7 separate regions of the Homo sapiens genome follow, and all the other regions are linked to region 1. Evidence: chromatin loops called from intact Hi-C (ENCODE). Cell type or tissue: PC-3. All regions are shown on one strand. Region 1 overlaps FOXF2-DT (FOXF2 divergent transcript). Region 2 has its middle 60 kb from the start of FOXQ1. Region 3 has its middle 44 kb from the start of FOXQ1. Region 4 has its middle 9.5 kb from the start of LINC01622. Region 5 holds the start of LOC124901236 (a long non-coding RNA gene). Region 6 has its middle 29 kb from the start of EXOC2. Region 7 has its middle 100 kb from the start of EXOC2.

Region 1 (4,000 bases):
TTAAGTAATTTTACCCAACTTCACAAACACTAACTTGTTGCTTCTTTTATAAATGAAAACAAGGAAGTCTCTAGGGTTGGTTTCGTCCACACTTTTTCTTAGGCTATATGCAAACCACCCTGGGATAAAGTCCTCACTGCACGTAAGCCAAGGGTGACTCCAGGGAGCCAGACGGCATTTCCTTCCATAATACACAAATTTGTATTTTGCCTGATGTTTTTGTCTCTGAGCCCAGATCCCACAGTGATAGGCGCCACAAAAGTACACAGACCAACAGAGGACGCGCCCTGATTTTGCAGAAGAGACCGATGCTTGGAGGTCAAGAGGCTGCCTGCCACGGATTCAGACTGGAAGCTTCGGCCGTCTGAGCAGATTAGAGCATCAGGCTTTGTCGCTAGTGCATGCAGGAGTTTTCACAGATAAAAATCTTTCTTTCTTCTCCTTAAGATTCTGGTAGCTAACCAGAAGCTACATGAATTTTTTTTTACTTACTTTTTAAGATTAAAATCATACATGAGGTCTCTTTTATAAGATAATGAGTATTGCAAAGGATTTTTTTTTTTAAAGAACTGGTTTTTAAAAATTGAGAGACTTTAACAAGGCTTGTATGTTTGTTTTTAAACTCCTTTTCTATGGTAAAGGAGGAAAGTTTAGGCCTACCACAGGACCAAGGCTTGCAGAAAGACAAAACTGTTCTGGAAGCAAATGGGACCCACTCCTTCACCTCCTTCCCCCGCCCTCCCTTTCCTCTCCTTGCCCCAAACTGAACTCTGCAACCATTACTGAAGCTTACAAAATATTCTGCTACTACTCGACAGTTTAAAAATTAACAAGCATGTAAAGCTACCGGGGGTAAAAGCCTGGAGCCTGTGGCAAGAAGCAAGCCCTGGCTGGATTCTGTAATTATTTCTTACGCAACTCCAGGTCGCAGTCACAGCTTTCCGAAGATTACACACTTCCAGCCGCTCAGCCCTGCTGGAGCAGGAGGGCCTGGCTCTGCCAGAGTTGTGTATGCCTCTCATAGCATCATAATTAGTCATTAAACAGCAGAACAAAGGGCCATTCTGACCAAGGTGGCACTACTGGATTCCTTTGCTTGCAGGAAAGGAGAAATTTCTTGCACGTTCTCCCCTGGAAGGATGTGAATGGGGTTGGGAAGGGAAGACCAAGATGTGGAGAGGGGTGGACCGAGAGTTAGTTGCAGAAGGCAGACTTCATGGGGATTTTCTGTCCCTGCTGCTGCGTTTCTTGTTTGTGTTGCTGCATAAACTCCACCAGACCAGCACGCTGTGACTGCCCTAGCCCGGCCCGATCAATGGGAAGGGACCTCTTGGAGGGCCTCTGTGCCTACGAGGTTTCCAGCCCTACCCCAGGCTTTTCCTTATTACCAAGATTGCTGCCCTCATGTTCACACATTTTATTTTTTATCAGAATTTTGCGAAATCAGAATTCTAAACTTCTGAGGCCCTAGATAGTTTTAATGAAGCATATACCTAGAACCTGAATATTCAGGGTAAAGTATTAGCCTTAAGTATAATCACGGCTAGCCCATGGATTCTGCAGATGAAGAAACTGAGGCCAGAAAGCCCAGTGGTGAGCTTTATTACAAACATTATGGGGGCTTCATGAAGGCACTTGGCTTTACTTTATTCTTGGAACTCAGAGCTAACCTCCCATGCTTTCTTTGTCTGCTCTATGAATTCAGTGTCTACCTGAAACCTCCACCCAACCTGTTTGTACACTTGGAAAACCCAACCTGGTGCATGGGCTGGGTGATAATCATGGCAACACTGCAGCCTGCAGGTAAGTGTGAAGATAACAGCAAGACAGCTGGAGAGTGCTACCTGCCAGCACACAGTCTCAACCCCTAAGAGGCAGCTGCGCCCAAGAGAGGAGGGATGTCAATGAAGGGTCACACCTTCAGTTTGGGCTGAAATGAGTGAGCTAAAGGAGTGGTTTGTTATTCAGAATTACATTTGCCAAAGTGTACTAGGGAAAAGAATTAATTTCCCACAGCATTGGTAAGAGGATTGGGTCTTTTTGCCTGGACTTTATAGAAGAGGTCAAGAAAGATGGAAAATGGCCCACGGAAACTGACTCGCCCACAGCGGCCTGCCCTGCTCAGCTGTGCCACTCAGTAACCACTAACAGCGACTCCAAGTTGACAAGAGAAAAACAGTCTTTTCACATTAATCTCATTTCCCTGTGTGAGAGTTTCACTAGACTACATCAGGGAAACACCACAGACACTGACTATCCAGTTCTAATACATCCGAAAATATCTTCAAGGATGGCATAGAGAAATGTAGGTTAGACAATTAAGTTACAGAGAAATTCCGTGGATTAATCAGTTGTAACCCAAAGGTGCCAGTTAATGGATTAACATCGACCTATAGGGACACATCAAAGAATTCTTTTCCACCATGTTTTCCAATGAACTGGATAGAAACACCTTCAGATCTCAGCTCAAATGTTACCACTTCCTTTGAGGTTTTCTCTAGCCACCCTATCTAAAATTGGGAAAAAAAAAAAAAAGTCCTCTCCTCTTTTATCTCTCTCTTCTGCTTTATCTTTCTCCTCGGCACTTGGCATTACTGAGTTTACCATATGTACCTATCTTTGTTTCATGTGTCTTTCACACTTGAATGAAAGCTCCAGGAAAATAGGGATTTCTTCCTGTTTTGTTCACCGCTGTATGCCCAGATCTTAGATTGGTGCCTGGTGGCTGGGCACCATGGCTCACACCTGTAATCCCAACACTTTGGGAGGCCGAGGCAGGTGGATCACCTGAGGTCAGGAGTTCAAGACCAGCCTGGCCAACATGGTGAAACCTCATCTCTACTAAAAATAAAAAATTAGCCAGGCATGGTGTCACTTGCCTGTAATCCCAGCTACTTGAGAGGCTGAGGCAGGAGAGTCTCTTGAACCTGGGAGACGGAGATTGCAGTGAGCCGGGATCGCACCACTGCGCTCCAGCCTGGGCGACAGAGCAAGGCTCCGTCTCAAAAAACAAAAACAACAACAAAAAAAAGATGCCTGGCATGTCAAAGTGCACTCAATAAATAGTCACCAAATGAACCAATGGATGGCAATAATGTGCTTGCTGAATGTGAAGATAGCATAAACCCAGGCGGGTGGGGGAAATATTAGATGGCAAAGTCAACAACCAAAATTATCTTGACAGGTGAGAACGACAGTCCGAAGCCAGCAAGATGGAATTTAACAGGCTATGTAAATCAATCCCACAGTTAGATTTCAGAAAAACAATTGCACAAGAACAAGATGGGAAAGATAATGTGGCTAAATAATACCACATGCAGAAATGACAGGGTCTCGGATGACTGCCAGCTCAGTCTGAGTCAAAAATAAAACCCTCCTTTCAAAAAAGTGTGATCTTTGCTGTCATCACTAATTAAAATAATCATAGTTTTCAGCACAAAAGTGTGCTCATATGCATTCCTGCACTTGAACTCACATCTTTTCATAGATACATGCAATATGCCTGTGATCAAGTTTATTCATTCCAGCCTGGTTTGTAAGAGCAAAGATGAGAGTCCACCTAACTGTCCATCAGTAAACAGGGGACTGGTGAAATAAATGAGGGAAAGCGAATACAGCCTTCAAATAAGAAGGAGGAGCCAGGTGTGGTGGCTCAGGCCTGTAATCTCAACACTGTGGGAGGCCGAGGTGGGAGGATCTCTTGAGCCCAGGAGTTCAAGACCAGCCTGGGCAACATGGTGAACCCCATCTCTACAAAAAATATGAAATAGAAAATATTTGTATGGTGACGCACACCTGTAGTCCCAGCTACTCAAGAAGCTGAAGTGGTAGGATCACTTGAGCCCAGGGAGGTCGAGGCTGCAGTGAACCATGATTGCACTACTGTACTCCAGACTGAGCAACAGAGTAAAACCCCAGCTCAAAAAAATAAGAAGAAGAAGGAGGAAATTCTTAATGCATTGGTTCAGAGCAGTCTCTAAGGTAAATAGGTAGGGGAGAC
Region 2 (4,000 bases), 84 kb before region 1:
TTAGGATTGCCTTGGCTATCCAGACTCTTTTTTGGATCCATATGAATTTTAAAGTATTTTTTTCTAGTCCTGTGAAGAATGTCATTAGTAGTTTGGTAGAAATAGCATTGAATCTGGAAATTGCTTTGGCCAGTATGAACATTTTAGGGACATTCATCTCATGAGGCTTTGAAAGGAGAGCATAGAAGTATATTTGTGACTTTGGGGAAATAAAGATTTATCTGATGAGATGTGGAAAACAATAAAATTATCATAAGTTTTTTAAAAAAACTAGACTTCATCAAACTTTTGATATTCTTTTAAAGGTTATAGAGGCAGTAAAAAGTCTGATTTCCTTTGCAAATAAATAATGTGGTAATAGAAAAGAAACTAACTCCTGCACACCAACTAGGGAACATTGAGGTGTTGACCTGTGAGAGAGTGGTGCAGAGAGAGCCCCGTAAGACAGGAAACCTTGCCTTGGCAGGGCGAAATGACCAGGAGGAAAGTAGGATTTAGACACACTGACAAGTTTCCTTATATTATGCAGCACTATGCAATTTTCTAAGTGCTTTCAGATGTTTACTCTTGACTCCCATAAAATCGCTGTGAGCTGAGCAGGGCTTAATATGATTTCTACATTCTAGAAGAGCCTGAGATCACACGGCTGGGGAACCGTGGGGCAGGATGGAGTGTGGGTCCTTCGTCTCTTGGCTTCCTGGGTGTCGGAGCTGGGTGTAAATCCAAGCACCCACCCTGCAGCCTGTGCTCAGCCCACCGTGCTCCAGGCTGCTCAGGCTTTGTGCACGGAGTAGAGTCAGAGGCAACGGAAGAGGAGGTGGCAGCCAGCACTCTTGGGCCCGGGACCCTTGCTTGAGACTTGACATGAAATGGAAGAGAGTGCGAGAACTGGAAGGAGATCACAGTAGCTCTGGCTTTCAGACACAAGTGTCTATTTCCTCAGTCAAGGAGAAGCCTTCCTCACACCATGAGAGGTGTGGACCTTGTATCTCTTACAACAACCAAGGCTGGACACCACCTCCTAATGTCGTTGGAAAAGCCAGTGCTCCACCTTATGACCCAAACTGACTGAGAGAATGTTTGCCAGGCCCCTGGCTGTCTACGAGGAATGGGAGGTAAGGGTGAGAGGTAGATGTTTATGTAGAGTTTGGCTTTAGTACAGCTGTGGCCAGGCTTACAGTTGACACTCGGTGAGGAACGGCAAAACAATAACAAAACGCCCTTCGTTTGAGTTCATAGTAATTGCTTAATTACACTGTGCATTATGTTATTACCCTGCTAGGGCTTCAGACCTCCTGTTATGCTGGTGAGCCTCCTGCCCTGTTTCTTTGGGTGTGGCCCCCAGAAGCTTGCGGTTTGCCGAATGATTTCGATGGTTCCAGGTTCTCTACCCTTGACAATGGGGCCGCCTGTCAAACAGAGGCTCAGAGAAGCCCTACCCCAGAAGCCTTGCCCAGTTGGATCTGGAGCCAAAACGTGGAATAAAGTTAGAATTTAGAGAGGCCTTTAGTTTGGTGGTAACATCTCTGCCTGTCTGTGAAACGTTGCTTTCTTTTATTTTCTTTCTAAACAAAAATGATTTCTTCTGTGTTGCTTGGTTGCTCAACAAGGAAACAGGAACTGTTTCTATTCCTTATCATTTGCTGTTTACTTAGTGTACAAGGGTAGAGTCTAATATCTGTGGAAAATTTTGTGCATAAACTGGAAATTCTGGCTTCTTCAGTAATCTGTTTATGTAATTTTATTTTGGGATGTGTAAATTTTCTTTTCGCTGATTGTCAAGAGAGTGTTAGATATGGATGAAGTCATCTTTTTTCTTTGAGAACTGCAAAGTTATGTTAGAGCAGTTAAGATTAAGGTAATTATTTTATTTTTTGTATTTTATTGTATCTTTTCTTATTTACAAAAGAAAATGTGCTAAGGGAAAACTAAACACAAGAACTTTAAATAAAAAAAGATGTTAGTTTAGTTAGGTAGTTTCAGACAAAGTTGTCAGGTAGGTCAGTAGGAAATAGAAATGAAGAAGAAAGGAACATTACTTCAAAACTGAATTGTAAAGTTGATCCCGCACTTTTTTTTTTTTTTTTTTTGAGATGGAGTTTCACTTTTGTTGCCCATGCTAAAGTCCTGTGGCACGATTTTGGCTCACTGCAACTTCCGCCTCCTGGGTTCAAGTGATTCTCCTGCCTCAGCCTCCCACCACGTCAGACTCACTTTTGTGTTTTTAGTAGAGATGGGGTTTTGGTCAGGTTGGCCTCCGGCTCCTGACCTCAGATGATCCACCTGACTTGGCCTCCGAAAGTGCTGGGATTACAGGCGTGAGCCACCGCGCCCAGCGGTCCTGCACTTCTTAATGCACATTCTCTAGAATGCTCACCAACAGGCGTACAGAAAGAAGGCACTCTGTATTTTTGTGAAGAGATAAACAATAAAAGAAGGATAAAAAGAAACACACAGTAGAAATAATGGAAACTTTCTCAAATTAGTATGATATTTGGAGTATACTAAAGCATTTTTCTGCTGAAATTAACCTAGTGGCTGGTGAATTAAAGGAATTGATTTCTGATGCTAATTTTTAAGTTCATTTTAAAATTTGTTTACAAGTCATATGCTTTTTTATATAATTAAAGTGCCTAATTTTTAAGTGACGAGTACACAGTTTAGACCCAAGGAGAATTAGAAAACCCAACTTCCTAGAGGTAGTTTGCTATGAAGAATAAAACTCCCCCCAATGACAAAAGTCATGACCCGTGTGGTTTTGTTGTTGTTGTTGTTTGTTTGTTTTTGAGACAGAGTCTTGTTCTGTCCCCAGGCTGCAGTGCAGTGGTGCTATCTCGGCTCACTGCAACCTCCACCTCCCAGGTTCAAGAGATGCTCCTGCCTCAGCCTCCTGAGTAGCTGGGACTACAGGTGTGTGCCACCACGCCTGGCTAATTTTTTGTTTTGTTTTAGTAGAGACGGGATTTCACCGTGTTAGCCAGGATAGTCTCAATCTCCTGACCTCATGATCCACCCGCCTTGGCCTCCCTAAGTGCTGGGATTACAGGCGTGAGCCACCGCGTCCAGCCCCACATGGGTTTTAGAAATCGTGTTGGACTCCAAGAGACTCCAGTTCCAGTTCCATGTCACCCACCAACTCCAAGTGCAGCTTTGGCCTTGAACTACCCGGACTTGTATTTTCCAATCTCTAAAAGAGGCAGTTCTACTAGCCGGCCTCCACAGCCACTTGGAGACATGTGAATATACTGTCATTTACATGTTTATCAACGTTAGTTACTTTTTGTTTGCCTTTTATTTCAACATTGAATGTGTGGGAATATATCTGATGGAGACACAAAAATATACACTGTTCACTTGTTCCTTCAGCCACATTGTGGATAATCTCAGCAAACTTTCTCTTGTCTGGCTTTGGCAAGCACAAGTCCATTTAAGGCTCCAGGTTTGGGAGCCTTGTAGCCCTTTTCCTGGCCCTTGAGATCCTGTCCTGACCATCTTAGGATTCTGACAGCCCTTTCAAGAAATGTTTCAGGCTATTAACAAAAATACCACGCACAGAAGGAACTCCCATCTGAGGCCAAGGGTGGCACTTGCCATGATGCAACCACAGTGTCGTCTCCTGCTATGGGAGCTGCAATCCATTTGCACACACTTGAAGGGATCTCTGCTGGCCTAAAGAGTGGCTCTGTCCTCCTTTCATCCGCGACCTAATCTGTTTGACACTCCTCCACCTGTCGGGGTCAACCCCCTGCCCAGTTCGCCTCCTCCCACCATGCTGTCTACCCCTGTGCAGCCCCAGGGCACTAACCAGCAGCCAGATTGGCACAGGGAAACCGGGGAATGAAGGCGGTGGGGAGGGGGGCTGAAGTCCCGTCAAATAAGCAGTTTGACATAGACAACAGATTAATAGCTGGAGTTTTCACACAGTGTTCCAGGCTGGATTATCTTCCCCTAAAATTCCTATATCGAAGCTGCAGCACACGGTGCCTCAGAATGTGGTTGC
Region 3 (4,000 bases), 69 kb before region 1:
TTAATGGATTAACTGAATCCTGGCTCCTACATGTTAGCCTGAGGTCAAGAGTTAAAACAACATTGAAATATCTTCCTAATCACAAAGAAATTCCAAATCAAGTCATTTCATTTGCACAGAAGTCTTGTAAATGTGATCTTTGCAGAGGGAAAGCACTCCATGGAATGAAGGGGAAGAAGGAGCAAGGGTACGGGTCCCAGTGGTCCCAGCCTGGACTCTTCCTAGCTGTTGAGCACAGCTGAAAGAACAGAGCAACACTCGAGGCCAAGGTGGAAAGAGCTTCCTTTCCTTGTAGGCCACTGACCTTACACTGGAACGAGCACCACCAGCAAACACCTGTGATGCCAATCGTCTTGCAGGTAGGAGAGATCCATCCAGGAGTGGGATGGACTCGACATAAGCTGCAGGTGTGATTCCTAAAGGACGTGCTACTCAAACACCATGGAGGCTCGGCAGCAAAAAGCTGGTGGCGGGGTTGCAAATTGCCAAGCACACCTGACACTCATGGCCCTACACGCTCATTCAACTGTTAAGATACGGAATAGAAATCTACCCCCTGGGCAACCCAAGTGTTCATTAACAGATACAAACAAACTGTGGTCCATCCACACAACAGAATATGATTCAGCCTTTAAAAGGAAGGAAACGCTGACATGGGTTACCACTGGATAAACCTTGAAGACATAGTGCTCAGTGAAATAAGCCAGTCACAAAAGGATGAGCGCTGTGTGATTCCTCTTATAGGAAGCACTAAAGTAGGCAAATCCATAGAGACAGAAAGTACAGTGGAGGCTGCCAGGGTCACGAGAGGAGGAGTTATTGTTCAATGGGTAGAGTTTCCATTCACAAGACTAAAAAGCCCAGAGACGGATGGTGGTGACGGTTTCCCACAGTGTGAATGTGCTTAACACCACTGGACTGTGTGCCTAAAATGATTAAATGGTTAATTTTATATTATATATATATTACCATAATTAAAAAGAATAGCATCAGTAGGGCCAGCACAATGGCTCACACTTGTAATCCCCGCACTTTGGGAGGTCAAGGCAGAAGGATTGCTTAAGCCCAGAGGTTAGAGACCAGCCTGGGCAACATGGCGAGGCCCTGTCTCTACAGAAAATCAGCTGGGCATGGTGGCATCTGCCTGTAGTACAAGCTACTCGGGAGGCTGAGATAGGAGGATCATCTAAGCCCAGGAAGTTGAGGCTACAGTGAGCCACTGCACTCCAACCTGGGCAACAAAGCAAGAAGACCCTGTCTCAAAGGAAAAAAAAAAATAGCACCAGCTATTTTTAAAAAATCCCCCATGGAAGTCAGGAACACTTTTATTCACTACTTCCTCAGCATCACAAAAGGTGTTTCTTCCCCATCCTGGTCTCCCAGCCAAGGATAAGCATTATAAATGCTGGTGCTTTGAGAGAAGTTGGGCTACTTCTAAAGTGGTGGTTTCTGTTTAAGCCTGGAATTTGCTCTCCCAGAGGATCAAGGACCATGTTGAGGCAGTCGGGCTGTGGAAAGCTCTGTGGCACCCCAGCACACTTTTGATTTCAACAGCATTGTCTCTAGCCGTCAAAGCATCCCTCTTTGGGCAGAAGTTTTCGATGACTGGCATTCTTTCACAATTCTTGCTCTATCAAATGTTTTTTAAAGCACCTCTGCCCATAAATGCAACACAAACAAGTTGCCCTGTGAGTCACAGGACGAGAGCACATGCTAAGTCCGCGTAATGATCTTTATGTAATTTGCCCCTTAGTCATTGTCTGGCCCATTAGGTAAACAGGCAGTGTGCATTTCTTTGAAAATAAGGGTCTCTATAAAAACTGCCATTGTGAATAGACTGAGCAATAAAGCGCCCCACAAGGTGTTTAACTGAAAGGAATGTTTTAGAGATAAAAGCAGGTTTGTTTTGAAGTCATTCAGGATAAAATATGAAACAGGATTTCCCCAAGTCCACCCTGGACATTGATTGTTTTTAAATTTCATAGGGAAAAAAAAATCACTGTGGCCTATCTGAGCCTTAGGGGCAAACGCTGAAGTCTCTCAGTGGATATCGACTTTGCACAGGAAAAAAGGCACTGAGACCCTGGAGGTGGAGCATGGAGCTCTGCCGCCTCGCTTCCTCTGTGAGCTCGGCCCTGGCATTCCTCACATCACTGCTGGCCCTTGAGTAACAGGCCCCACACTTTCATGAATATAATAGAAAGAAAGCAGAATTCGGTCTTAAATGTAGTTGAAAGCCACATCGAGGAAGATGTGGTGAAATACCCCAGGAGATGCATTGAGCTTCAGAACGTGCACTGTGTGCCGGGCCCTAGCTTTCCCCAGCCTCCTCCTGATGAACTCTGGTTTCCTCTCATCCTTCAAGGCTTAGCTGGGCCGGGCACGGTGGCTCATGCCTATAACCCCAGAGCTTTGGGAGGCCAAGGTGGGAGGATCGCTTGAGCCCAGAAGTTCGAGACTAGCCTGGGCAACATAGTGAAACCCTGTCTCTACAAAAAAAAAAAAAAAAAAATTAAAAATTAGCTGGGTGTGGTGGTGCACACCTATTGTCCCAGCTACTTGGGAAGCTGAGGCAAGAGGATCACTTGAGCCCAGGAGTTCAAGGCTGCAGTGAGCTATGATAATGCCACTGCACTTCAGCCTGGACAACAGAGCAAGACCATGTCTCTGGAAAAAAAAGAACAAAAGGCTGGGCTGGTTTAAAAGTGAGCTTCTCACCGAGCCCTTCCCAGAGGACTCTCCTCATCTGGGCCTTCCTTGGTCATGCTAATCACATTGCATTGTAACTGTTGGCTAATCGGCTTGCTCCACTGGAATTTGAAGTTCTTTGATAGAGGGAATGTCTTTCATCTCTGTATCCGCAGTCTGACGCCTGGTGCTATAGATGCTAAGTAAATAAACGGTGCTGGACTTGGACCTGAATCGATCCATCACCGAGTATGTGTTGAGTGTCTATCTACAGCCCTGCTATGGGAAATGAAGACATGCTTGTTTTCCCTAAAGAGCTTATAGCTTTGTTGGAGAAGCACTGCATAGGATACTATATCAGGCAAGAGAGGACACATTTGGATGACAGTTGCACACTATAGACAAATTTCTCAAGTAACCCAGAAGAGATGGGATGGGAGCTCTTTTCCTGAAGGTAGCTGTATGGAACACTGATGAGGATCTTGAGCATTTGGGAGCCCAAAAGAGGGACAGGCTTGGATTGAGAGGGAAAGTAATGGGGAAAGGAACTCCATGAACTGCAGGACATGGAATGCAGCATTGTGAGCCTAATTTTGAACATTTAGTCCTGTGTTAAAAGGCTTGCTAGTAAAAAGCTTGTTTACTTATTAGTAAAAGGTTTTACTAACTACATGAGCTTAGGTAAGCTGGGTGGAGGCTCCCTGCCTCCATTTCCTCTATAAAGTGGGACAATGATAGTAACAACCTCAATTTGTTTGTATGAGAATGAAATGGGACACTGCACAGGCACCCTTAGCATGCGCTGTGGACAGAGCTCTCTTCCTTACTAGCTGGTAGTATGCGCCAAGAGGGGATGAGCCCAGCCTATCTGTGGGAGAGTCATCAGGGCTTTTTGAGCATTGGTGCCCACCAAGAAGTGTGATGGGCCTGGATTATGAAGGGCTTCAAAAATTGGCAGATGAACTTCAACATGACGGGGAAGAAACAGGAAACCCTGGGAGGTATTCCCCTTGCCCCACTGAGGGTAGGGAGCTCAAGCCAGCATGGTCCAGGCTCTCCTCCCCTCATTCCTGACCAGGTTTAATGCGTTCCTACCTAGCTCACCAACATATCCAATGGGAGTTCCCACAAATTAAACGTTTTTCGCTAAGCCTGTGGTGCTTTGATTACTAAGTGGGGTTTTGTTTTGTTTCCATTAACAAAGAGTGACTCAAATAGCCTAAAATAATAAAATCTTTTCTCATCTCTGACTTTGACTCCTTAACCTCAGCACAAATCACAAGACCCTTCTCAATTTTCTCATCTTCAACAT
Region 4 (4,000 bases), 230 kb before region 1:
GTGCATTTTCTGTTTTTTTGTTTTGTGTTCTAGTCTACTCTGATCTTTCTGTTCTAATCTGTCTAGTCCGTCTTTCCTATTTTATTTCTTAAATGCCAGCAGTGTATTCGCTAAATTGATGCCACAACCCACCAATGATTGCAAAACTTTGTTCTGCAAAGTTTCCTGACATCTTGGAGCTCTGTGGGGGAAATCCTGGGTTGCAAAAACAAATAAGGGTGCAGTCCTAGCCCCCAGGAAGCTCACTTGGGAGTCAGGTGGGGGTGGGGAAGCAATCACATTAAAAATCATAACATATTTTCTCATTAGCATTTTCAAAATTAATACGCATTATGCAAGCAATGTGTCTTTTATTCCTAGAAAAGCTGTTACTAAATCAATGGTGTGTGTTACCATGAACAGTATCTCAGAAATGAGGACACGCAGTGTGGTGCCGTGCTCTAAGGATGGCAGTCTTCATCTAACTAGCTTGCCTAGGGCTCCCACTCTGAATGCCCCAGGTGGGCCACTCAGCTCATCTCAGGACAAGTCACCTGTGCCTCCCAGATGGCTAGAGGGTGACTCCCTCTACCAATCACCATTTACAGGAATCTTCAAGGAGAACTTCAATTTGGACTCCTGCCAAGTGAGCACTACCAAAGACCTTGATGCCAATATTACTCCACCAGGCCAAGGTGAACAAACTTTTACTGGAAAGGTCCAGACAACAAATACTTAGACTCTGCAGGTCATATGGTCTGAATCACAAATGCTGAATTCTGTTCTTGGGGCACGAATACACAAAGAACGAGTGTGGCTGTGTTCCCATAAAACTTCATCTGTGGACATTGAAACTGGAATTTCATATCATTTTCACATGTCATAAAATATTTATTCTTCTTTTGATTTTCTTTTCAATATTTAAGAATGTAAAAACCATGCTTAGCTCACAGGCCATACAAAAACAGGCTGGAGCTGGATTTGGCTTCAGGAACCGTAGCCTACTTAGCTCTGTTCCAAGCCAATCAGACCTTCCAGGATGGAAAATATTTCATATCCACCAGGAGCTGAGATGTGCCACCTTCAGCCGCATTAGACTCTGGAACACAGACAAACAGAAGAAGCCATCCGGTAGTTTTCTCTTGATGTATATACCACAGAAAAGTCATGTGGTGAATACAGTGTTGATGAAGAGGTTTTCGCCTGGGGCAAAACCATCTTAAAACTACTATAGTTTTCTAAAAGAGAAGGAGAAGTTACAGATGGAAGGGCTGGCACTAGTGCTTGTGGGCACAACTCCTTTCGGGATAAAAGAAATAAATCCACCTTTTAAAGCAATCAGGCAGGCTCAGCCCATCATGTGGATTTTTAATATTGCGTGTCTTTCCAGGATAAACTGTCACCTTGTTTCACATTGTATTAATCCAGTCTTAGCTATGATGGAAAATGTTCATAAGCCAGGGGGCAGCAAGTGCAATGAAGTGTTTCATTAGCCAGATGGGTCCTGATTAACCTCCAATGTCCAATGAGCAGCTGCACAGACCAGGCTCATTACTGTGTGGCTGGTGTACCAGAGTGTGGCGCTGGCCAGGCACGGTGGCTAACAACTAAAATCCCAGCACTTTAGGAGGCCAAGGTGGGAGGATCACTTGAGGCCAGGAGTTCAAGACCAGCCTGGGCAACATAGTGAGATCTTGTCACTACAAAAAAATTTTTTTTAAATTTAAACTTGGCCAGGCATGGTGGTGCATGCCTGTAGTTCCAGCTACTTGGGAGGCTGAAGTGGGAGGGTCGTTTGAGCCCAGGAGTTTCAGGTTGTAGTGAGCCATGATCATGCCACTGCACTCCAGCCTGGCTGACAAAGTGTCTAAAAAAAATGTGGTGCTAAGTACTTGGGCAGACCTAGGTGATGTTCTCCACCCTCGTACTGGGACCTACATCTGTACCATTTCTTAAGGCGTTAAAGAGTGCAGGACGCAACCAGACAACTTGGTCAGCCCTCCATCACACCTGCTCTCTGTTCTTTTATTTACCACATTCATACATGCTCATTTTTAAAAGTCAATCCAGAAATGTCCATGCTAAATAAACAAAAGACGCTGCCCTGCCCCTTCCTCAACCAATTTCATTCCCCTCCCTCACAAAAAATTACTGCGGGCAGCTTGGCATGCCCTGTGTAAACACACACCCACACGCACAGACACCATGTATGTGTCTGTGCCATTGTCATGTGTTTTGAGCTGTTTCCCAGCACTCTGTGTGGTGACCTAATGAGGCTCTCCATCCTCGTCGGCGCACATGGAACCCCCTCGTTCTCACTGAACAGCCTCAGGCTCCTTCACACGCTGCGTCTTCTTTACAGCCTGCCAGTTAAACCCAATGTTTTTACCTTGGAAAATGTCACGGGCTGTTCTCCAGAAGCAGCAGTGAGCTGGTTCATTGACGTTTGGTGACTTGTTCAGTTGTGCTCCTCACATTCCATTACTGCCACACCTACAGACACGTTGGTGTTTCACAAAAAGGCAAATTCCAAAAGGCGACTGGGAGGAGCTTGCTAGCCGAGGCTCTTCTGCAGAGTGTTTTTTGGTCTTAATGCTTCTGAAATGCATTTTAAAATAAGCCAAACTGGTCATGTGGCACCTGTGATATTATCTAGAAAAGTGTGACTTGAGGGAATTTCTCCAGAATCAAAGATGTCTGAACGTGTCTGCATGAACAGAACCCAGGACGCTCCTTACTAAGCAGGCTCTGCAGAACAAACGCAAGCCAGGAGGAAAAGAGGAAAACGTAGGTTGGTGACATGGTTTGGAATGGGGAAGTTCGTGTGTGTGTGTGTGTGTGTGTGTGTGTGTGTATAATTTCGTTGAGGTATAATTCATATACCACAGAATTTCCTTTTAAATATACAACTGGCTCATTTGCAGTAAGTTTTTAGAGTTGTGCACCAGCATCACAAGCTCATTTCACAACATTTCCATCACCCCAAAAGAAGCCTCCTGCCATGAGCAGACACTGCCCACTCCCACTCCGAGCACAACCACCACCACCCATCTACTTTCTTCTGTACATATTTGCCTTTTCTGGAAATTACATAACGTGGAATCGTGCAATATGTGGTATTTTGAAGCTGGTTTCTTTCACTTAGCATCATATATGTTAACTATTTTTTTTTTTTTTTTGAGACAGAATCTCACTTTGTTGCCTAGGCTGGAGTGCAGTGGTGCCATCATAGCTCACTGTGGCCTCAATCTCCCAACCTCAAGCCATCCTTCTACCTCATTCTCTCAAGTAGCTGGGACTACAGACAAGTGCCACCATGCCTGGCTGATTTATTCTTATTATGATCATTAATTATTTGTTTATTTTTAGTAGAGACAAGGTCTTGCTGTGTTGCGCAGGCTGGGCTCGAACTCCTGAGTTCAAGCGATCCTCCCACCTCAGCCTCCCAAAGTGCTGGGATTACAGGCGTGAGCCACGGCACCCAACAGCACTTCATTCCTTTCTGTGGCTGAGCATTCTTCCATTGTGTAGATATAGCATATTTTGTTGATCCAGTTGCTGGTTGATGGACATTTGGGTTGTTTCCATGCTTTCGTTATTACAAATAATATTGCTATGCACCTTTGTGTACAGGTCTTTGTGTAGACATATGTGTCACATATTTTCATTTCTCTTGTGTAGATAGATACTTAAGAGTGGAATTGCTGGGTCATATGGTAAATCTATGTTTAACATTTTAAGAAACTGCCAAACTGCTTTCTAAATTGGCTCCACCATTGAAAGTATGTAAATTTGCTACTAGCTTACAAAATACTTAATTGAGGCATAATTGACAAACACAGAGTTGGACATATTTAATGTGCGCAATTTGATGAGTTTGGAGATACACATGCAGCCATGAAGCCATCACTGCAGTAAATGCCGTAAATATATCCATCACCTCCACAAGCTTCCTCTTGCCCTATTCACTGATTTTGATAAGAATACTTGGCATCTACACTCTTGGGAAGTAGTTAAGTAT
Region 5 (4,000 bases), 420 kb before region 1:
CTATAAAGACAGTCAATCAGGCTTCCTCCAATGCGCCACAGACAGGATCGTGCGGCTCACCTTTCTTCACTTTTGCAAGGATAACTTCTGATGTGCTCACAGAGGCCCCTATTTCCTTCTTTCATCCAGTCTGATACACTGAGTGTGTGGAAGAAGTCAGGCCTGTCGGACCTCAGTGGTCATCTATTGAATTCTGCTTTGCACGCTTTAGCTGGTGGTCTCACTGTATCCTGAGATGCACTTTTTTGGGAAAGTGGACATGGTGTTCCCCTGTTCTCCTTCATTGGCCCTAAAGGTTTCCCATTCCTTTTAGGCAAAAATGCAATGTACACAACTATTCCCATTTATTAATTTCTATGTTCCAGAAACTGTCCTAGACACTTTATATAAGCTCACTTAAGTCTCATGACCATCCTGTGAGGTTTATATTCTTGCACCCATTTTACAGATGAGGAAATAGGGTCAGTAGGTTGATTAACACAGCTGAATGGCAGAGCTGGATTCGATCTGAGGTCAGCCTGACTTTTCCTTCAGGATGATGCGCTGCTTCCTCTGATGAAGGATCAGGGATGCAGAATGGGACTGATGTACCTGTTCAACCATCCCACTCATTCTCCTCACTTTGCATGCTCTTCTCGGGGCCATCTACAGACAGGTGAGGGGCCCCCTACAGACAGGTGAGGGGCCCCAGGCAGACAGCTCCTTGGGACACTGAGCTCCACATTGAAATGTTACTCAAATGAATGCGCAGAGGAGCTGTGAGTGAGAAAGTAAGCCCTCCAGCGTGAAGAGCCCCGGAAAAGCCACCCTTGCTCTGGCACCTGTCATGCAGCCCTCACAGCAGTACTCCCATGGGGTATGGGAGGACAGGGGCACTTCTGTTGGTCTTTCCTTCCTCATGTTCGTCCCAGTAGGGCCTGGACCTGCAGCTGGGGCTTGGCGTCCCCTGGGGCCACAGCCACACAGACCAGCAGACCCAGCCTTGGGCAACTACACTAGCTGGATTAGAAAACTCCAAACATTGCACGGTGTTCTACATCCAGCATTTACTATTTTGTTAATCCGAAGGTAGATGCAAGAAAACACTGGACAGAAAGGAAGGTTCCAGCAGACAGCATCTCTAGCTCTCAGTAGGTAACAGCCTGGAGGACTCTTTGCCACCCCTAGGAAGGCCTGATCGGGGCATCCTTAGGGCTACTCTGTGGAACAGCCCCTTTCCTTTCTCCAGAGAAACCCGGGCTCCTGCTTTGCATCCTGAGAGGCTGAGAGGACCTCTTCCTGTGCATGCCTGAAGTAGAGAATCTTTGAGATGTAGAAAGCTTTCTATATACCAGTCATTTATTCCTGGTGTCCACATGGATTTCAGTCTGATCTGGGCAGAAATGTGCTCTGGGCGTCCCTGTGGAGAACTTTGCAGCAGCCAACTCAACTAGCAGCTAATGAGTTGTCATGTGAGCCTCACACAAAAACCTAGGCATCCAAGTGTGTGTGGTCATGGGGTGGGTAGAAATGGGGGGCAGACAGACACAGAGAGAGAGAAAGAGAGAGAGAGAGAGTTTAACAAGGTGAGCCCCAGGACAGGGATGAGTGTCTGTGGGACCCTTGAGATGGCTGGCTCATGGTGAGTGCTAAGTGCACATTTGTTAACTAAACAAATGAGCCAAATGACAAAAATGACAAAGTGTATTTTGATGCTGCTCAAAATGAGGGACTTATAGAACAAAGATAATGATTTCTGGTGAAATAGCCTAACATACTGACTGCTCTGAAGTCCTGAGTTTAGAAGGGGAGAGATTTGTCATATCCAGCTCCTTGCTACCATTCGGTCCTGAGGCTGAGACAGGACCCCTCGTGTCACATCAGCTGGGGTGCCCTCTGTCCCACCGTGATGTTGACGCCAAGGTGTCCACACCTCAGTGAAAGAATACTACCCTTCTACCAGGACCAAGGGTCTGGGTAAATTCCACTTCAGAATGCAGCCTTCTTTCCTGACAGGCACAGTTATTTTTGTCTTTTCATAACCCAGTTGCAGTAGGTCACACTCATCCTGGGCAATGCATTAAGCAGAGAGTTCTTTCTTATTATGCATTCTTTGGAAAAATAAACTCAATTTCCACTGCAGCTTTTGGAGCATGACGAGGGTGGCCCTGGAAGCTCCAGTTTCTGACTGAACTGAGTTGGTGAGCAGAAGCACATCATCTGCCAGGCCACAAGAGGACAGCAGTGGTTCGAGATCCAGGTCGCTGCTACCTCCTCCGTCAGGCTCCTTCCCCCGCTCCCCACCCCCCGCGCCCCCCTCCCCCGCCCCCACCTCCTGCCGGCATCAGAAGCACCTGCAGGATTTTAGGACTGACTTTGTCATGCTGTTCCAGGATTCTAATTTGCATGGGTCTTTATTGATGAATGTGCTGGAAAAACCCCAGAATGATATCAGCATCCCAAGCTGAAACCGGGCCATGCTTTCCGTCCTTCCAGAATATTCTGACATCACTGTTGTCTCTATTATCACAGACTCACTGAGAAAGTATGAGAAATGATTTACCTAAAAGAAAAACAGGAGCAAGTCCTTTTGTGTCTCCTGGCCCACGTGGTCAGAACTGGGGTAATAATGAAGGTATGGAAGAGAAAATACTCAACATTGCAGACTTGACATTTCCTTATCTTATGTTAGCCCCCTGGTTTTATCAAAATCTAAGAAAACTTTATGACTCATAACTTTCCTTCGTAACACAAGTATTTGACTCAAAAATGTTTATTGCATATTTACTATGTGTTGGGAATAGATGGTATGTGCTAGGAATACAGATACACACAAGCTGCTGTTCCAGGTGGGAGCTGTTCTTGGAATAGGCAGGAGGCAGACATGTGAACTAACGAGTTATAATTCAGCAAGCTGAAGCCAAGCTCAGGCCATGCAAAGGTCCTGTTGGGGGGAGCCCCGGGATGGGGGCACTGTGGCAGGGAGCCCCAGTGGGGGGCCACCGTTAGGATGAACCCAGGGAAACTGTGTCATGGCCAGGTGCTGTGCTGATGCTTTCCATACACGATCCCTTGCAGTTTGCATAGACTCAGGAGGCACGTACCAGGCTTAGACTGTTTCATAGCTGGAACAACTAAGATTCAGGAAAGAGTATCCAGTTGTCCAAAGTCTCCCAACTATTAATAATAAATGGGAGGGCTGAGATGGGAACGCAGGTGCTGACTTGAGAGCCCGGGCACTAACCACCACTGTACACCCCCTTCCCATCCTGGCCTCTGGGCTCCTGATGTGGACTCGTGCTTGCTGGCACCTCCTTCATGCGGTCACTAGAGCCAGAGGTGCAAGCAACAGGAGCTTCCCACTGCTTCACCAACCTGTGCATGCAGGAAGCAGCTTCTAGTCCCTTCTGCAGAGATGGCTGCTGGCAGCCTTAGGGTCGGGGCTCTGCACTGGGAACCCCACCCCTGCCTGGTCTGTGGTCAGGGCTCCTTTGGCCCTGTCAGCCAAAAAGCCATCATCACACCCACCCTGAGCTAAGGCAGGGGCCATGCATTGTTGGTTGTAATATTTCTTTTTTTTTTTTGAGACAGAGTCTCACTCTGTCGCCCAGGCTGGAGTGCAGTGGCACAATCTCAGGCTCACTGCAACCTCCGCCTCCTGGGTCCAAGCGATTCTCCTGCCTCAGCCTCCCGAGTACCTGGGGTTACAGGTGCATGCCACCACGCCTGGCTAATTTTTTTGTATTTTTAGTAGAGACAGGGTTTCACTGTGTTAGCCAGGATGGTCTCAATCTCCTGACCTCATGATCCATCCACCTCGGCCTCCCAACATTGGTTGTAGTATTTATTTTGCCAAGTATCATGCCTGACATGTTCCGTAATAATTCATTATAAATTAACAAATGAGTGACTAGAAGCACACAAATTCTGTTCAATTATGAGAAAAAGTTCCTGGTCTTACTGGTGACCTCCTAAAAGCCCCTCTGTAGGGGACTCTGTGGGTGAGCAATCCATGGTCTCC
Region 6 (4,000 bases), 610 kb before region 1:
AGCTGGCCATGCAGGGGAATAACATCCCATGTAGAGGAAACTGCTCTTGCAAAGTAGATAAGATGGGTGGAGCCTACAGGCAGGGTCAGAGGGATTTCAGGTGTTGTGGACTGAGAAGCGCTAGATATAGCATCTTGTTGGCCATGGGAGGTGTGTTTCATCCTAATTAGACTGGTGGCCTCTGGGGGGTTGTGAACTGGGAGATGATAAGATTTTATCTCTATTTTAAGGTGGTCCTAGCTGCTGAGGGTGGAGGTGTTGCTGCTACACTGGGGTGTCAGCAATAGGAATCGGCAGGGGATGGAAGGCTCAGAGTTTCTTTTGGCAGTTAAGCTGCTGGGATTTGCTATTAGGTGGAATATGTTTGTGAGTGAAAGAGGGGCATTAAGTGTCCAGGAGGACGGTGGTGACATGGACTGAGAGAAGCAGGTTTGGGTGTGCCGATTTAGAGTTACAGTTTAGCTTGGGTAAGTTTCCGATGCAGTCATGCGTTACTTAACGATGGGGACACACTCCGAGAAATTCATCATTTACAGGTTTTGTCATTTTGTGAACATCAAAGAGTGAACTTGCACAAACCTGATACAGCACTAGCTTGTCCAACCTGCTGGCTGCAGGCCACTTGTGGCCCAGGATGGCTTTGAATGCAGCCCAACACAAACTTGTAAACTTTCTTAACACATATTTTTTTTCAATTTTTTTTTTTTTAGCTCACCAGCTATCATTAGTGTTAGTGTATTTTATGTGTGACCCAAGACAATCCTTCTTCCAGTGTGGCCCAGGGAAGCCAAAAGATTGGACACTTCTAGTATAGCCTATTGCTCCTAGGCTACAAACCTGCACAGCATGTGCAGTTGTGACACAATGGTGTTTGTGTATCTTAACATGGAAAGGTAGAGTAAAAATATGGTATCTTATTGTCTTATGGGCCCACCATCATAGATGCAGTCTCTCATTGACCAAAATTTTGTTATGTGTCACATGATGTTAGTACTAGATGTTACAGAAAGGGAGATTGGCAAATGCGTTCACAGATACCACTTAGGAAGTAAGAAAAGGGCCCAGATGGAGCGCTGCATTTGGCCAGAGGAACGTAGTTGGTGCTTTTGATAAGAGCCATTTTAGCTGAGCCATGAAGATGAAAACTGCTTTCACCAGAGCATGTTCGAGAGAGAATGTGAGGCCAGAAGGTGGAAAGTTTTGTGGAGAAGAGTAGAGAAGTGGGGGTAGGGAATCTCCAAGGGATGTGGGGTAAAAGAAGGAGTTATTTATGCTGAACTAGAGCAAGCCTTGCTTGTCTGCTGCCGGGAATGAAGCCTTCCAACTGGTGGTGCAGGAGACAGGGCCCGTCAGAAGGAGCTGGGTTCTCCTGCGGCTGGTGAGGTGAGGCACGGAGCACAAGTGATGGTGCTGAAAAAGCTAAAGTTGGGGAATGGAGGTTTTTTCCATTAGAAGAAATTTTTCTCCTAATGATACCAGGAGGATTTTTCCTCCTAATATCACTATATGATACTTTTATCTTTTATGCTGTGAATATTAAATGCCATTTGACTTTAATGGTACTATATAAACACGATGTATAATGCAAGTACTAACATTATAATTGTAATTTTAAAGAATAGTTTAATGAATGTAATGACTATTCAAATATCGTGCTAATAATTTACCATGAAGTAACAACTTTTCACTATGTTTATAGCAGATTAAGAAAAATGTCCCTTTTGGGGAGAATAGCGATAGACCAATTTTTGGATTTGAAAATCAGCGTCAATTTCCACTGTAGACTTTGGAAATGACCCTTTGCTTATGAGCTCCAAGCACCCACTAGAGGGCGCATGCGAAGGCCTCTCCAGGCACGCAAAGGAGCCGCCGGAGCCCTTTCCTTAGGAGGCGGATCTTAAACCAAATGTAAACAATTTTGCTTCATAACAGTGATGACTTACTTGTTGCTGTTTCCTAGGCAGCGAATTTAAGGGTAATGATCAAAAAGCTAAAGTTAGACGATTGAAGTTTTCTCCTTACTTGAACATTTCTTTTGTAAAAGCACATCTGTTAAACAAAAAAGATGAATATTGTTAAGCTTTTGCAGAGGTATATAAGTTCCTGAAGTCTTTTGAGATGAAAAAATGAAATCAAAATGCAAAACGCAATAATGATATATTCTGAAAGAAACTCCTCTTTGGTATTCTGTTATCAAATAGCCTTAGTGGGAAATGAATATATAGAGTCCAACTACCATTTCTCTATGGAAATAAAGCCCACGAGGTCTTTCCTTTCTTACCCAGTCCATTCCCTGATTTTAAACATTCAATAAGTTCCAAGCCAAGAAATGCATTTTTCTTCCTTTTGATGATTTTCTGTGGTTCCTTAAGATGGTTTGTAGAATATATTACGGCTGTTGACCCCTGCAGGCAGTTTCCAGATCTTCGTGGTTTCCTCTACAGCTGTGGGTATTTCTCTTGTGAAACCACAGGTCAGTTCAGAACCACAGAACTTATCCTGACAATTAGAATTTTAGCCACTGTCCTGTGGGATTTTCAGAGCCACAAGGACTCCATGCTTTCAGTCCAGATCCTTAAATTAGTACCATCTGATGCCTGAAACATTCATGCGTTATCCAAGGATCCGAGGTCAACCTTTCTCAACTTTTTATTGAAAGTTAGCATATGTGCCCATCTCCTACATGTCCCCACAAATACCCTCCCTAGAATGCAAGATCATGAGAATGAGGATTTGGCCTTCCCTATGTGTTCTCGTGCCTGCCCCGTTGCCTAGTACCTGGCCTTTGTAGCATGGCTGAGTCCTTCCTTAGGGTCTCATTTAGAGCAGTGGGTTTCAAACGTTAGATTGCATTCAACTCTGCTAGAGGGCTCGAAAAAACACGGATTTCTGGGCCCTATTCCCAGAGTTTCTGATTCATAAAGTCTGGGGAGTGGAAGAAAATCTGTATTCTAACAAGTTTCCAGGTGATGTTCTTGACGTGACAGCTAAGTTTTGAGTCCCACAGGGTTTAGAGCATTATGAGTTCCATCAGAAAGAAGAAAGGACATGCCTGATGCTGCAGAGTTCAGTTTCGACTGAGGGAGGGAACATGGCTAGTCTTCACATGGAAAGATAACCCTCATCAAGGGCATCACTGATCTTTGAGCCATGTTAAACGTGTAATGCCTGTCAACTGAATAGGACCTCTGGGCATGGAGAGAGGATGGTATGGAAACAGTCAAGTTGTTTGTTTGGAACTGGGTATGCAGTCACTTCTCACTGATTTCCCTGTGCTATTGTATTAACACTATGACAGTGTTTAAAGTATGAATTATTAACCACTTAGGCTTTTTAGCAAAGGAAGTATTTGTCTCAGTGATATCTACAATGGAAGTATTCATTTCTCCATTCACTTTTCGGAGGCATGGGTTTGGTCCTGGCTTTGCAATTACAGGCAGGAACCAGTAGGAGAACTGATCATCTGCTCCCATGTTGTATGTCTGCTGGAGGCAATATTTTGCCTTTCCATCTCCAAGTGAAGTCCGCCTGGCCCTCCCTGTCTCAGCCTGGACTTTTGGAAGCTGAGCTTCGACTGAATCAGTTTTTGCAAGGTCTAGGCTTTTTCTTTTTTCTTTCTTTTTTTTTTTTTTTTTGAGATGGAGTCTCACTCTGTCGCCCAGGCTGGAGTGCATTGGCATGATCTTGGCTCACTGCAAGCTCCGCCTCCTGGGTTCATGCCATTCTCCTGCCTCAGCCTCCCGAGTAGCTGGGACTACAGGCGCCCGCCACCACACCCGGCTAATTTTTTGTATTTTCAGTAGAGATGGGGCTTCACCATGTTAGCCAGGATGGTCTCGATCTCCTGACCTCGTGATCCACCCGCCTCAGCCTCCCAAAGTGCTGGAATTACAGGCGTGAGCCACTGTGCCTGGCCTAGGCTTTTTCCACCTGTTTGGATATCTGTTTCTTTAAAGAATCCAACATATGCAGCTTCTAAGTTTATGCTTTTCAAACAGGT
Region 7 (4,000 bases), 540 kb before region 1:
CAACTAGAAACTATCATTTAGCCTCACCAGGCCAAGAGAGTAAATGATTCTCCAATTTTGTATTCCTTTTCTTTGGATAGGAAAAATGGGTTGAGCTAACTGCTTACAAATTGTAAAAAACAAGTAAGAAATGCTTATGACACATTTTGCCTATGTTTTATGTTTCTCTTTGACTTTTCAACGAGGTAAAAGTAGGATCCAATATCAGAAGGAGAAAGGTCACCTACAATTAAGTGAATGTTTAAAAAAATACAAAAAATGAGGGAAGCTAATAGTCTACATAGGTTTGAAATATATGAGAAATTAAAGCTGTTTTATTTAAGAAGCAAAGCTTGGATTAATCTTCCAGGTAATGATAAAGAAGAGGGACTCTTACTCAGAATTTTTTTTAAATATTAAGATGTGTGAATCTGTACATTCTGCAGAGGTACCTGCAATCGTGAGTATTGAAACATACTAAATATGGGAGTAATAATCCATATAGGTCCTCCTTCATTTCAGTTTTCCATAGACCACATGAGTTCTGATAATCCTGAAAACGATTTGCTCTCTTCTCCAATGCTGAATGAAGACTACCTCATCCCTTCCTTCTTGCTTCTAACAGCAGATCAGATCTCCAGGTTCGAAGTTCCTAGATGTGCTTTCTGATCCTGGTTATTCTTTGTCAGCCTTCAAAGCCAAAGCCTTACTGACGTGCAGATCCAAGGAAAAGTTTCTTTCCTCATTGTGTGTTGCCTATGTTTATAACCACATACACACATAAACATGTAAACTCTGCATTTCAGAAAGCAATGATTTGTTATCCATATCTTATCTATACATTTCTGCTTTGACATTTTATTAAAAACATAAAAATGAGTACGGTAACCCAATTTGAATCCTTTAACTCAAAAAGTTTATTTATGTATACATAAACTGATTAAACACTTTTTTTTTTTGCCTTAGGAGGTACATGAATATGTTTTAAAATCTCCATAAAATAGCACAAGGTGCTCTGTGTAAACTTACCCAGAACATACAAATAATTGTAAAATAACTGAAGGGCTAATAAAATAAACTCATGTATCTGCTGTAAATGTTATTTCTTCTTCTTTTTTCTTTTTTTAACCAGGAAATAAATTAACAGTAATGTGTGTTAAATCAAACATTCGCTTTTGAAGAGTTCTCAAAGTTTCTGCAAGATAAAAACCATTTCTGGTGACAATGGTTTTAAAAAACAGTTAAATCTCTACGGATAATTTTAAGCATAGATTTTTTAAAGCACTAGTTCTAGGATTATGGAATCTTATTAACAAAGCAGAAATAATTTTAATGTTTATAAAACTGGAAGCACTAATCTGTTGTATTATGAAGGGCATAGAAAACTATTTATGAATTTATTTTCTTTTTCTGTCTCCTCTATTTTAAATTAAAATAGGAAATTTAAGATTAGGAAAAACTAGTAAATATCAAAGTTTCAATTTTAAACCCACTTTAAAATTGAGAAATACTCAAAGAGCAATAGATATGTTAAATAATTGTACTAAAAATAATTTTCACAAGCCTCTAAGCCTCAGAGGGACTTTATTGTTATTTATACATGTTTTGTATTTTTATATTTCTTTTTTCTCTTAGTAGCCTTCACACATTGTTTTAATAAAATCTTCATCTCATGCATTTTATTCTTCTAAACAGTAATAAAACAGCTTTCAGATTTTATGGTTTTGTTAGGATTGAGATGAAATGCTATCAGATTAAGCATTTTCCTTGTGAAAAATGGAAAGTGTTAAGTAAGTAGCACTTTGGACAGGGTTTTAACAACAGCTTTAGGAACAGCCTGCAGCTTTATAATTTCTAGGAAAAGAACAGGATACATACACATAGCAACCAACTTTAATTACATTTTATACCCATTAATAGTCACGTGCTCTATTCATTATTTTAAAATTTAAGATAGGAAAAGCATTTCAAGGAACTGATTTTGAAAGCACACTATTACATCCTGCCAGCAGGGGTCACAAAAGCATACACAATGGCTGTGGAACAGTTCATTTCTTTTCAGAGAGCACCTTCCAGTACAGCCAAACGTTTATCCGCTCCCGAGGACAACATTACAACCACATCTTCAAAACTGGGAAACATGAAGTTTGAACTCACTGAAAAGTCAGCTAGATTACTGAAAAATAAAAAAGAATATAGATTTGAATAAATGCTTGTTTTAGGTCTTTAAAAAATGACTTGGATCAGTTACAAAGGCCACATATATTGTATGTTCCCATTTATACAAAATGTCCTGAAGAGGCAAGTCGATGGGGATGGGGGTAGTGGGTGCCCAGGGCTGGGGGCTAGGTGGAAAGGAGGTTTGAATGGAGGTGATGGCTGAGGGGCTTAGGGCTTCTTTTGGGTAATAAATATTCTGAAATTGATTGTGGTGATGGATGCACGACTCTGTCAATATACTAAAAGTCACTGAATTGAACGCTTTAAGTGAATTGCGTATTATAAAAACGACATCTCACTAGAACTGTTTCAACAATGGCTTCACACATACGGCACTTTAGAAATCTGTATGTGGAAATCTCCAGGTTTATCTGCCTATGAGTGTTGATGGGTTTGGGGATCATAAATTACAATATGTCTTAATGATTTACGTTTTTGTCAATGACTTCACTTCAAATAAAGATAGATTAATTTACCCCAAACAGTTTATTGGGAGCTCTGGAAGGGACAGCAGTCAACCAGGAGAAGATCCTTGGAAAAGGACGGCCCTCAGAAGGTGTGGAGCTCCAGGCTCCGAGCCCGACTCCGCCAGGGGCCTGCAAGCTGCCGCTGGGCAGGTGCTTAACCTTTCTCCATTCATTTTTCCTGTTTGTAAAATGTGGGGCTGAGCTTTCTCCCTAAGGTGCTGTTTTAGATCTACAAATTCCATTGACTCTTCTCAGGCTGTTTGCTTATTTGTGACTTACTGGAAACCTAGGAGCCTTCCAGTTCATTTCCAGCAAGCTCTGTACATTTACATGTTATCTGAGTGAGGATGGAGAAACAATTTTCTTGTCTAACTTTTGCTAAGCTTGCTTTGGAAGCAGATGTTTGAACCTTTTGCTAAATTACTTGAATTTGGAAGTCTGAATAAAACATTACTTACATTTTAAGGTTTTAATAAAATTAGTTTTTTATTAAAAAGACCTAATTAAACTTATAAGAATTTCCCAAATTGGAACTTTATATGTAATAAATGATCTAGCAAGCAGTCAGATTCATATATATTTAATAAATACATAGCTTAACTGTGCCCCTTTACTTTTTAAACCAGCATTTTTAAATTTAGAAAAGTAGTGATATGTATTTTTCAGACATAGGAACATTTTTAGAGAAACGTGTTTTGAATTAGAGAGAGAAAAATTCCAAATTGATTAACTTTCTACTCTTTTACCTCTCCCTTTATGAAGAAAGATTTTTTTGTGGTTCACATTTGAATTCTCTCATTTCGCTGGATCTTTAATACAGCCAAAAATTGTAACATACTAAGACATTTGTTTTCTTTTCCTCTTCAAGATAAATACTTTAAAGACATCAAAACAAAAAGTCATCTGTCTGGTTCTCCCAAATCTTGTACAATCCCACAATACTCTCTAGCCCTCACAGCATGCTGGTAGGTGAAATTTGTCTTGACGTTTTTTACTTTGCTAGTTTTAACTCAGCTCCGTGAAGCATTGATCTTTTCTTTTCGCTGTCTTATTGCTTACTATGGGTATCCAAAAATGCGAAAAGAGGGTTGAAAACCCCCGAAAGTGTCACAGTAGAAAACGTGCAAGAGCATTGGGGAAACAGTCTTCCTTGCTCACGTGTTTGCATGTGTGTTGGTTTGCTTTTCTTTAATTCATAGAGTCTGACTGCAGCGGTCATGTCTGCCCATCTCTCTTGAGGCTTATTTCTCTGATGTTAAACATTTCAGCTCCTTGAATGTGTGGGGCATCCTCTATTTGTAGGTAGAATCCTGGAACTGGGGAAGTAATTTGAG

Evidence for each region. Peaks named below come from ENCODE experiments on the same cell type or tissue, not always from the same donor. Only the 100,000 strongest peaks of a DNase experiment are listed, where the experiment ranks them.
Region 2: a loop joins it to region 1, with 2.6 times the contacts of the local background. A loop is called at or near these places in 6 of 110 quality-filtered maps.
Region 3: a loop joins it to region 1, with 8 times the contacts of the local background. A loop is called at or near these places in 6 of 110 quality-filtered maps.
Region 4: a loop joins it to region 1, with 15 times the contacts of the local background. A loop is called at or near these places in 4 of 110 quality-filtered maps.
Region 5: a loop joins it to region 1, with 16 times the contacts of the local background. A loop is called at or near these places in 15 of 110 quality-filtered maps.
Region 6: a loop joins it to region 1, with 12 times the contacts of the local background. A loop is called at or near these places in 6 of 110 quality-filtered maps.
Region 7: it touches region 1 in a loop (18-fold over the local background); 12 of 110 quality-filtered maps call a loop at or near these places.

Annotation. Positions count from the first base shown.
Region 1 is chr6:1,334,651-1,338,650 of GRCh38, forward strand. All of the region lies in intron 1 of FOXF2-DT (FOXF2 divergent transcript), which reads right to left. Among named protein-coding and RNA genes, the nearest start is that of FOXQ1, 25 kb to the left of the region's middle. In PC-3, CTCF peaks have their summits at 1,802 and 2,005; DNase peaks (open chromatin) are centred at 1,081 and 1,771; H3K4me3 peaks cover 649 bases; H3K27ac peaks cover 1,695 bases.
Region 2 is chr6:1,250,274-1,254,273 of GRCh38, forward strand. No RefSeq gene overlaps it. Among named protein-coding and RNA genes, the nearest start is that of FOXQ1, 60 kb to the right of the region's middle. In PC-3, no CTCF peak of the experiment used is centred here; no DNase peak of the experiment used is centred here; H3K27me3 peaks cover 1,325 bases.
Region 3 is chr6:1,265,690-1,269,689 of GRCh38, forward strand. No RefSeq gene overlaps it. Among named protein-coding and RNA genes, the nearest start is that of FOXQ1, 44 kb to the right of the region's middle. In PC-3, no CTCF peak of the experiment used is centred here; a DNase peak (open chromatin) is centred at 1,702; H3K27ac peaks cover 484 bases.
Region 4 is chr6:1,108,796-1,112,795 of GRCh38, forward strand. No RefSeq gene overlaps it. Among named protein-coding and RNA genes, the nearest start is that of LINC01622, 9.5 kb to the left of the region's middle. In PC-3, no CTCF peak of the experiment used is centred here; no DNase peak of the experiment used is centred here; H3K27me3 peaks cover 1,907 bases.
Region 5 is chr6:910,836-914,835 of GRCh38, forward strand. It overlaps LOC124901236 (a long non-coding RNA gene), which reads left to right and starts at 546. Exons shown (of 4, transcript XR_007059393.1): 1 at 546-655; 2 at 2,123-2,239; 3 at 2,512-2,614. In PC-3, a CTCF peak has its summit at 2,170 (motif pointing right); no DNase peak of the experiment used is centred here; H3K27me3 peaks cover 3,172 bases.
Region 6 is chr6:720,346-724,345 of GRCh38, forward strand. No RefSeq gene overlaps it. Among named protein-coding and RNA genes, the nearest start is that of EXOC2, 29 kb to the left of the region's middle. RefSeq lists a silencer at 1,758-1,837. In PC-3, CTCF peaks have their summits at 1,824 (motif pointing right) and 3,430; a DNase peak (open chromatin) is centred at 1,866.
Region 7 is chr6:795,701-799,700 of GRCh38, forward strand. No RefSeq gene overlaps it. Among named protein-coding and RNA genes, the nearest start is that of EXOC2, 100 kb to the left of the region's middle. In PC-3, CTCF peaks have their summits at 1,972 (motif pointing right) and 2,175; a DNase peak (open chromatin) is centred at 2,011; H3K27me3 peaks cover 2,985 bases.